Linked DNA regions of Homo sapiens: region 2 is linked to region 1. Evidence: read pairs that join two places in POLR2A ChIA-PET (ENCODE). Cell type or tissue: OCI-LY7. All regions are shown on one strand.

The links. Peaks named below come from ENCODE experiments on the same cell type or tissue, not always from the same donor. Only the 100,000 strongest peaks of a DNase experiment are listed, where the experiment ranks them.
Region 2: POLR2A ChIA-PET joins it to region 1 with 5 read pairs; 4 of 35 experiments call an interaction of 5 or more read pairs at or near these places.

What each region holds. Positions count from the first base shown.
Region 1 is chr17:76,259,972-76,264,971 of GRCh38, reverse strand. LOC105371896 (a long non-coding RNA gene) reads left to right here. Exons shown (of 6, transcript XR_007065913.1): 1 at 1-2,369; 2 at 3,708-3,850; 3 at 3,967-4,518. Among named protein-coding and RNA genes, the nearest start is that of UBALD2, 2.9 kb to the left of the region's middle. RefSeq lists enhancers at 172-221, 1,790-1,879 and a silencer at 2,690-2,984. In OCI-LY7, CTCF peaks have their summits at 2,955 and 3,157; DNase peaks (open chromatin) are centred at 1,811, 2,881 and 4,591; H3K4me3 peaks cover 3,640 bases; H3K27ac peaks cover 4,592 bases.
Region 2 is chr17:76,336,367-76,341,366 of GRCh38, reverse strand. All of the region lies in intron 3 of PRPSAP1 (phosphoribosyl pyrophosphate synthetase associated protein 1), which reads left to right. It also overlaps the pseudogene RNU6-24P. Among named protein-coding and RNA genes, the nearest start is that of PRPSAP1, 15 kb to the left of the region's middle. In OCI-LY7, no CTCF peak of the experiment used is centred here; no DNase peak of the experiment used is centred here.

The DNA.
Region 1 (5,000 bases):
CCTCTGTTTGCTGTTGTAGGCTTGGGGGTGGTGCGGCCAAGTTCATTCATTACTTCATTGAAACAGAACATGCTCAGCTGGAAAAGCAAGACAGAGTGGCTTTGACTCATTTCCTCTGAAAGATGTGGTCATCTCGAGAAACAGAATGATCAAAATAGAAAACAGAGCCTTTGCAGCTGCTCAAGTCTCAAAAGCATGTAATTTTTAAAAATAACTTTCAAGCAGTCCAATTTAAAAAAATCTTTTATTGAAATATAACGTACATTAGGAAAGTGCGATGTCGCAGGTACAGCTTCCAGACTTTTCACCAAGTGAACACCCAGATCAATTAACAGAACGTTACTTGCACCCTAGGAACCCGCGTCCTGCCCTCTTCTAATCACTACCCACCGCAAGGATCGAGCAGTATTTTCTCAGTTTTTAGACCAAAGACTTTGCTCTCTGAAGATGGAAGCCAAGATTTATGTACAATAAATACGATATGCAAGGAAATATGCAAGGAAAAAAGTGAGACTTTCTCAGTGGCCAAAATGCCAAGTCAAGAATTTTTTCTTGTTAAATCGGTTGACCTAACTGAAGCTTTAATTTTCTTTTTTTTTTTTTCTCTTGCTTGTCACGAAAGCTAAGATGAAGCTTTAATTTCTACCATCTTTTAAAAAAACAACGGGTGGCAGTAGGGGTGGAGTCTGGGGTTGGGATGGCTTACACCTATAATCCCAGCACTTTGGGAGGCCGAGACAGGAGGATAACTTGAGGCCGGGAGTTCAACACCAGCTTGGGCAACATAGCACAGACTCCATCTCTACCAAATAAAAACAAACAATAACAAACAGTGAGTGTTTCTACAGAGATACTGTTTCTCAGTGGTAGCCCTTTAAAGTCCAAAATTTGGTGGTGGTGGTTGTTAGATAGGGCTAGAGTGACATGATCATGGCTCACTGTAACTTCGAGCGATCCTCTTGCCTCAGCCTCTCGAGTAGCTGGGACTACAGGCACACACCACCATGCCTGACTAATTTTTGAATTTTTGGTAGAGATGAGATCTCACTATTGTTGCCCAGGCTGGTCTTGAACTCCTGGACTAAAGTGATCCTCCTGCCTCAGCCTCCCAAAGCACAGGGATTACAGGTGTGAGCCACCATGCCTGGCCCCAAATTTGTTTGTATGTGCTGAGCTTCCATCTTCTGGATTAGAGTTTGATCTTCAGGGCTGTGTTTGAGAATTGTGGGGGTAGGAAAAGAACTAGGAGTTTAAGCAGATTGGGGAAGGGGCAGAAGAGATTGGGAAGATAAATATTGTTAGGGATTCACTGTTAAGAGTTTCTGTTTCAGGAGAACTTTGTGAGTTTTTTATCTGAACTACTAATTACAGAGTGTATTTTAACCAGCTAAAGGTCTGCAGAACAGAAGGAGGCTTATAATAAGAAAGCACGTCGTGGTTCTATCTTGACTTTGCCTAAATTGGATTTAACTCCCTATCTAAGAAAACTTGACAGTATGTATTTTTAAAGTTTACAAACAAGAAGAAGATTACAATTAATGTTAATGTTTCTGTACTGATGAAAAACAAATTCAGGTACTATCATGAGCTCATTCCATTTGGTTCGTTTTTTGTTTATTTGTTTGTTTTGAAGGAGTAGGAGTCAGCTTTTTCCTGGGAATGGCCCTGAAGTACACGTGGGCTGGGACCTGGCGTGTGGCTGGAGACTCCAGTATAGCTTGCAGCCTTCCCGTCCAGTAATTGCAAGGTGAAAACAAAAGTGAGCAGCTGGCAGCATACACTGCCAGGGAGCTCAGGCCGCAAGCAGCCCAGAAGAAGGAAGTACTGTCACTGTGGGGCTCCAGGTTTTCATAAGTACATGCGGGTGTCAAACATGCCAGGGCCGTGAGTAGGAGGGTCTACCCTGGGGAGAGACATTTCTGGCTGTAGTGGAATGTCCCCTATGAGCCCGTAGGTCTTAATTCAGAAGTAAGTTCCCAAGGAAAGCAAGAGTCCAAAGTTGCCAAACCTGTTATTTCCTGGAAATCAAGGCAGTTTATCCAGTTTATGTAATGTTTAACAATTGCAGGGCCCAGCTGTGGGCACCTGGGCGGGGCATGGAGGGCAAGGCCCCCAAGCCAGAGAGACTCAGGTACTAGTTATCTTCTGTGGGCCTAAGGTCACTCAGGAAGAAGGAAGGAGAGCAACAGAGCCCGTGATTTGTGGTCCTGAGACATGGAAGTGCTTAATCCATATTTTGGCTTCTGAGAATCCGGTTGGAGATGAGTAGCTGGGAAACTTAGGACTGTCCCACTCCTGGGAGAATGAATGAGGTCATGTTTGTAGAGGGCTTTGAGCTGATGGGAGGAAAGCAACTTCCTAAATGCAAGGTATTATTAACTGAAGGTACTATTATTTTAATCTGAGAGGACAATGTATGGTAGGTAAAATAGAGCAACTTTGGGAGGCCGAGGCGGGTGGATCACGAGGTCAGGAGATCGAGACCATCCTGGCTAACATGGTGAAACCCTGTCTCTGCTAAAAATACAAAAAATTAGCCAGGCATGGTGGCAGGCGCCTGCAGTCCCAGCTACTCGGGATGCTGAGGCAGGAGGATGGCATGAACCTGGGAGGCAGAGCTTGCAGTGAGCCGATTTTGTGCCACTGCACTCCAGCCTGGGTGACACAGCGAGACTCCATCTCAAAAAAAAAAAAAGGCTTGAATCACAAATAAAACATGGTATCCTCAGAAAGAAAATCCTTGTTACATCAATGGTCTGGGCTCCAGGACAAGCGGTGAGGCAGCAACCAAGAAGAGAAACAATCTTAGCAGTATTTCCTCCGTTCCCGGATGACAAGGTTGTTGTGAATGCAAGTCATTGAATGAGTCCTGAAACAGGCACACAATAGCCGGACCATAACAAGCAGCTGCCAGTTACCAAGCACTTCCTGTGAGCCAGGCAGCTCTCTAAGACTTGAATGTCTATTAACTCATTTCAATCCTCCCCCAAATCCAGAATCTCATTTCACAGATGGGGCTGCTGAGGGACAGTGGAGGGGAAGAGTGTCCAGCGGTGGAGCGAGGCAGTGGTTAGCTCACCCATGCTACCTCCCTTCCCGCTGCAGCTGTCACTTCCGTGGGACTCTCAAAGGGCCCCTTCCCCAAAAGATCTATAGAGGGCACTAAGAGTTCCACTGGAGATGCTTGAAATGAGTGAACCCTCCCCGCCTCTGTGGGGATGGGGAGAAAAGGACACCAGCTCTCTTGGGTAATGGGTTTGGGGGAAGGGTAGAGAACTGGCATTCCCAACCTCCATCTCTGCAGTGCGTTAAATTCTTGTTCTGGCCGGGCGCAGTGGCTGACACCCGTAATCCTAGCACTTTGGGAAGTCGAGGCGGGCGGATCACTTGAGGTCGGGAGTTCAAGACCAGCCTGGCCTATATGGTGAAACCACCGTCTCTACTAAAAAAAAAAAAAAATACAAAAATTAGCCAGGCGTGGTGGTGCGTGCCTGTAGTCTGTAATCCCAGCTACTCGGGAGGCTGAGGCACGAGAATTGCTTGAACCCCGTAGGTGGAGGTTGCAGTGGGCCGATATCGTGCCACTGCGCTCCAGCCTGGGCGACAGAGTGAGACTCTGTCTCAAAAATAATGACAATAAAAAATAAAAATAAATTTTTGTTCCTTTCTTCCTCCTTTCCACCTCTTATTTCCCTAAATCCAAACAGATCCAACAAAGCTGAAAGATGGAATCTGAGGGCTCTCAGAACTCCCAATAGGCCCAAGGCTCAGAGAGGAAACAAAATCCACTCAAGGTCATGAACACTCGCTTTTCCCTGCTGACTGATGGTAGCACTGGGATTCGATTCAGGTTTGGTTGATCCAAAAGCTCATTTCCTTCCTCCCTCCCTTCCTTTCCTTTCCTTTCTTCCTTTCTTTTTTCCATCCTCTAATTTTTATTTCTTGCTTCCCTATTGTTTCTTCAAGATGCCAGGACAAAAGGACAAGGTGGCCAAGAGAAGTAGAAAGGTGTTGAGAGGAGAAGGAGAATGGGAAAGGGCCAATAAGAAGACAATGAAAACAAGCAGCGCCAAGGCAGCTGGGCCAGGCTGGACTCACACACTCCCTGAAGGCTCGGGTCCAGGAGGCACTGGTGGTGCGATGGTTTTCTTCTCCTTTTGAGGATTTCCAACGCTATTGCTAGCCTTTGTTTGTTTAACATAACCTATTTTTTGCTGCTATTTTTCCTTGCAAATTTATGCTTTGTTTTTCTTTTTTTGGAGACAACTTCTCGCTCTATCACCCAGGCTGGAGTGCAGTGGTACGACTTCGGCTACTACAACCTCTGCCTCCTGGGTTCAAGCGATTCTCGTGCCTCAGCCTCCCTAGTAGCTGGAACTACAGGCATGCGCTGCCACACCCGGCTAATTTTTGTATTTTCAGTAGAGACAAGGTTTTGCCATGTTTTCCAGGCTGGTCTCGAACTACCTGCCTCAAGCGATCTGACCGCCTCGGCTTCTGAAAGTGCTGGGATTACAGGTATGAGCCACCATGCCCAGCCAGTTTGTTTGTTTTTTTTGAGACACGGTCTTGCTCTGTTGCACAGGCTAGAGTGTAGTAGCTCACTGCAGCAACCCTCAACTCCCCTGGGCTCAAGCAATCCTCCAGCCCAGCCCCCTAAGAAGCTAGGACTACAAGCACACAACACTACAACTGGCTGATTTTTATTTTTATTTTTTTTGCCCAGGCTGGTCTTGAACTCCTGGCCTCAAGCGATCCTCTCACCTTGACCTTACAAAGTGCTGGGTTTACAGGCATGAGCCACTGCGCCTAGCCATTTTTTGTGTGTGTGTGTCTATTCTTTTGCCTCAAAGAGGAAGGAAACTGAGCAGAAGGGCTGCTTCTACTCCAGGCATATCCCAGTCTTCCTGGGTGATGAGAAGAGCTCTGTCTATTGGGAACACACTAAGAGCCCAGCTCTGTGCTATATTTGGATTTTACATCGTTTAATAATTTTTTTT
Region 2 (5,000 bases), 76 kb before region 1:
ACTCGGGTGGTTGAGTTGGGAGGATTGCTTGAGCCTGGGTGGTCGAGGCTACAGTGAGCTGTGATTACACCACTCTACTCTAACCTGGGCAACAGAGCCAGATCTTATCTCAAAAAAAAAAAAAAAAAAAAACAAAAAAAAGTCAAATTGTTAACACTAATTCGTTGGTCTGCATTGTAATCTGGAATTTGAGTTGGACTTCTCCAGGAAAAGACTGAACTGAGTTGGTGCATGATCAGAGCAGTTCTCCTCTGGCACATGAGCAGCTGTGCTCTTGGCATCTTTGTTTTGTTACATGTATTTAGGGATCATCTATGAGTCAGGGGAGGAGCTAAGACGTTATAACCTTCTCACGGCAGAGACCCCATTTTGTTAGATAGTCCAGCAGTCTCCAACCTTTTTGGCACCAGGGACCAGTTTTGTGAAAGACAGTCCCCCCCTACCCCCCGCTTTTTTTTTTTTTTGAGATGGAGTTTCGTTCTTGTTGCCCAGGCTGGAGTGCAATGGCGCGATCTCGGTTCACTGCAAACCCCACCACAACCCCCGCCTCCCAGGTTCAAGCAATTCTCCTGCCTCAGCCTCCCGAGTAGCTGGGACTACAGGCATGTGCCACTACGCCCGGCTAATTTTGTATTTTTAGTAGTGACGGGGTTTCTCCATGTTGGTCAGGCTGGTCTCGAACTCCCAACCTCAAGTGATCTGCCCGCCTCGGCCTCCCAAAGTGCTGGCATTACAGGCGCGAGCCACCGTGCGAGGCCGTTCATGGTTATTTCAAACTAGTCGAGCATAGAAACAGCATATTGTTAGTGTCCTTTGTGATACGAAGTTGAATTTTATAAAATTCTTGGCTTTGATATCACATGGTAACCAAGAGTGCTCAATATAAGTATTTAACACGTGCAATCTAGAGTGATGCTGGGGGTAGTAAAGACTGAACTTGACAAACAAAGGATCATCAGTGTGCAAGTGTCTTCCAGGGAAGGGACAAAAGAAGCATGAAGAAATGACTTAGTTAATAGCCAATTGGGAAACACTTACCGTTTTTCTCACTTGTATCTTGAGTATTAGGAAATTGGACCATGGTCAGGTGTGGTGGCTCATGCCTTTAATCCTAGTACTTTGGGAGACCAAGGTGAGAGGATCACTTGAGGCCAGGAGTTCAAGACCAGCCTGGGCAATATACTAAGACCCTGTCTCTATTCTTTTTTTTTTTTTTTTTTTGAGACAAGGCCTTGCTCTGTCACACAGGCTGGAGTGCAGTGGCACGATCTCGGCTCACTGCAGCCTCCACCTCCCAGGCTCAAGTGATTCTCCTGTCTCAGCACCCACCGTCTTACCCTCCCAAGTAGCTGGGGCTACAGGCACATGCCACCATGCATGGCTAATTTTGTATTTTTAGTAGAGACAGGGTTTTGCCATGTTGCCCAGGCTGGTCTTGAACTCCTGAGCTCAGCTGATCTGCTTGCCCCGGCCTCCCGAGGTGCTTGGATTACATGCATGAGGCACTGTGCCCAGCTTTTATTTAAAAGAAAAAAGAAATTTTGGCCAAAGGAAGAAGTAGGAAGCACTTCATAGAGTTGTAGCAGAGTCTTGTACAATAACAATGACAATTTTACATAAGTCAACATGGAAAGGCACCTTCCCTGTTGAAAAAGGCACATAGGTATAAATGGGTACTTCTGAAAACCAGAACCCTCTCCTGAAGATGGTGAAGTTTCTTTATGTGTATTTGGTGTTGAGATAAAAGCCGCAAGTCTCTTCCCAGTGGTTCAGTTTAAGAGCATCAAAGCAAAAATATCATCACCTGGCATTTTCTCTGTCTCTTAAGCTGATAGGGATGGAAGAAGAAAGGAAAAATTTGGAAAAAAGACAGGTTGGATGTGTTGTTTTGTGTGGGTGTGCAGCCCATAAAGAAGGTTATTAGGTTTGTCACAATAAACTGGTTCTTTTTGTTGTTTTTTTGAGACGGAGGCTTGCTGTGTTGCCCAGGCTGGAGTGCAGTGGCGTGATCTCGGCTCACTGCAACCTCTGCCTCCCAGGTTCAAGCAATTCTCCTGCCTCAGCCTCCTGAGTAGCTGGGATTATAGGCGTGTGCCACCACAGCCAGCTGATTTTTGTATTTTTAGTAGAGACGGGGTTTCACAGTGTTGACCAGAATGGTCTCAAACTCCTGACCTCAGGTGATCCACCCGCCTTGGCCTCCCAAAGTGCTGAGATTATAGACGTGAGCCACCGTGCCCAGTCAATAAACTAGTTTTTGTAGTGCTTGAGTACTGGATACTTTAGTACCAACTAAAGAACACAGATAATTTAATTTAATTTAATTTTTTTTTTGAGACGAGTTTCTTTCTTGTTGCCCAGGCTGGAGTGCAGTGGTGTGACCTTGGCTCACTGCAACCTCCACTTTCCAGGTTCAAGTGATTCTCCTGCCTGAGCCTCCCGAGTAGCTGGGATTACTGGCATGTACCACCATGCCTGGCTAATTTTGTATTTTTAGTAGAGATGGGGTTTTACCATGTTGGCCAGGCTGGTTTTGAACCCCTGACCTCAGGTGATCCATCCACCTCGGCCTCCCAAAGTCCTGGGATTACAGGCATGAGCCACCATGCCTGGCCTAATTTTTTATTTTATTTTATATTTTATATTTTATTTTATTTATTTTTTGAGACGGAGTCTTGCTGTGTTGCCCAGGTTGGAGTGCAGTGGCACAATCTCGGCTTACTGCAACTTCTGCCTCCTGGGTTCAAGCAATTCTCCTGTCTCAGCTTCCTGAGTAGCTGGGATTACAGGTGCACACCACCACACCCAGCTAATTTTTGTATTTTTAGTAGAGATGGGGTTTCTCCATGTTGCCTAGGCTGGTCTCGAACTCCTGACCTTAGGTGATTCACCTGCCTCAGCCTCCCAGAATGTTAGGATTACAGGCATGAGCCACTGTGCCCGACCTGGTTTTTTAATATTATCTGCGGTTACATAGATGAAGGAATATCTTTTACAGGTTTTTCTGTTGTTGGGAGGAAGGGGGCATTGCCTAAAGTAATAAGGCTAATTTTAGGCAAACAGACCAAAGCTTAGACATTAAAATAAGCTTAGTTGCCTTCAGAGCTGTTGTTCTAAAATCACATAGATACCTTTTTTTGGTGCTGTTTTTGCTTGGAATAGCTTTGGAACTACTGCTTCCAAACTTGCAGCATATTTCTTTTGACTGTTCTAATAATAGCAACCTTTTGGTCGTTGAGGATAGGTTTAATTTTTGGAAATGGCAAAAAGCCATTCAGAACAAAATGATTATTTTGGGTAATTGAACTGTGCGATACTCAGAGATTTTCCAGATATACCAAGCAATGGAACTAAGTAAAATATGAAGCTTATGAAGTATATTTTAAAGGTTAATTTTTATGTTTATGTACAAGTTCTAGTGTGTTGATGTAAAGTAAGCAGACTCATTAAAATAACATTTACAGCTGGGCACGGTGGCTCACACCTGTAATCCCAGCACTTTGGGAGGCCGAGGCAGGTGGATCAGTTGGTCAGGAGTTTGAGACCAGACTAGCCAACATGGTGAAACCCCGTCTCTACTAAAAATACAAAAAATTAACCAGGCATGGTGGCAGGTGCCTGTAATCCCAGATATTCGGAAGGCTGAGGTGGGAGAATCGATTGAACCCGGAAGGCAGAGGTTGCAGTGAGCCAAGATGGTGCTACTGCACTCTCGCCTTCCAGCCTGGGTGACAGAGTGACTCAGTCTCAAAACAACAACAAAAAATTCCCAGCTGCTGCAGATGATTAATTGTTACAGTTGGGAGCAGGGTAAATTCTCCCCCATTACTTCCAGCTGTGGTGTGGTTTCTCTTTTTGCGAGCCTGGCTAGTTTAATGAATGCGTATACCATGCCTGTTTCCTCATCTCAGGTTAGTTTGTTGTTGTTGTTGTTGTTGTTGTTTTCCAATATGGAACACTTCACGAATTTGCGTGTCATCCTTGCACAGGGGCCATGCTAATCTTCTCTGTATCATTCCAATTTTAGTATATGTGCTGCTGAAGAGAGCACACCTCAGGTTAGTTTTTGCCTGTCCAAAATGCTAGAGCAGTAAGGGCTGGACTTAATATAGGATGTGGTTTTCTTAGGGGAAAGAAAAGTAGTTGGTTGTCTGGGCATGATGGCTCAAGCTGTACTCCCAGCACTTTGGGAGGCCAAGGCGGGAGGATTGCCTGAGCCCAGGAGTACAAGACCAGCTGGGCAACATGGTGAGACCTTTCTCTATTTAAAAAAAAGAAAGAAAAGTAGTTGGTAAAACAATTAAGAATGTCCTACTTAGAGATAAAGACTACAAGAGCTAGCCAGGGTGTACTTGCAACATTCTTAGGGAACAGATAAAGCAGAGACTGCCAGCCGATTTCCCTTCGCCCTGCTAGTTCACAAAGTAACTGCCTGGTGTCCAATTTGTCCGGTATCTCTCAGTGAATGGGTAAAGCCAATGTGACAAAGCCCCTTTTGTCACCTTTCTGACCAATAAGGGGTGAGGTATGGAGCTTTCTTTAGCGTTGGGCTGGAGGATGTTGAATCCCTTGGAAAAATGGAAAATAAAAACCTCATGGGAAATTGCTCTTTTTTTTTTTTTTTTTTTTTTTTTGAGATGGAGTTTCACTCTTGTTGCCCAGGCTGGAGTGCAATGGCATGATCTCGGCTCACCACAACCTCCACCTCCCAGGTTCAAGCTATTCTCCTGCCTCAGCCTCCTGAGTAACTGGGATTACAGGCATGCACCACCATGCCTGGCTAATTTTGTATTTTTAGTTGAGACGGGGGTTTCTCCATGTTGGTCAGGCTGGTCTCGAACTCCCGACCCAGGTAATCCACCTGCCTCGGCCTCCCAAAGTGCTGGGATTACAGGTGTGAGCCACCGTGCCTGGCCTTTTTTTTTTTTTGAGAAAGATTCTCGCTCTGTAGCCCAAGCTGGAGTGCAGTGGTATGATGTCGGCTCACTACAACCTCTGCC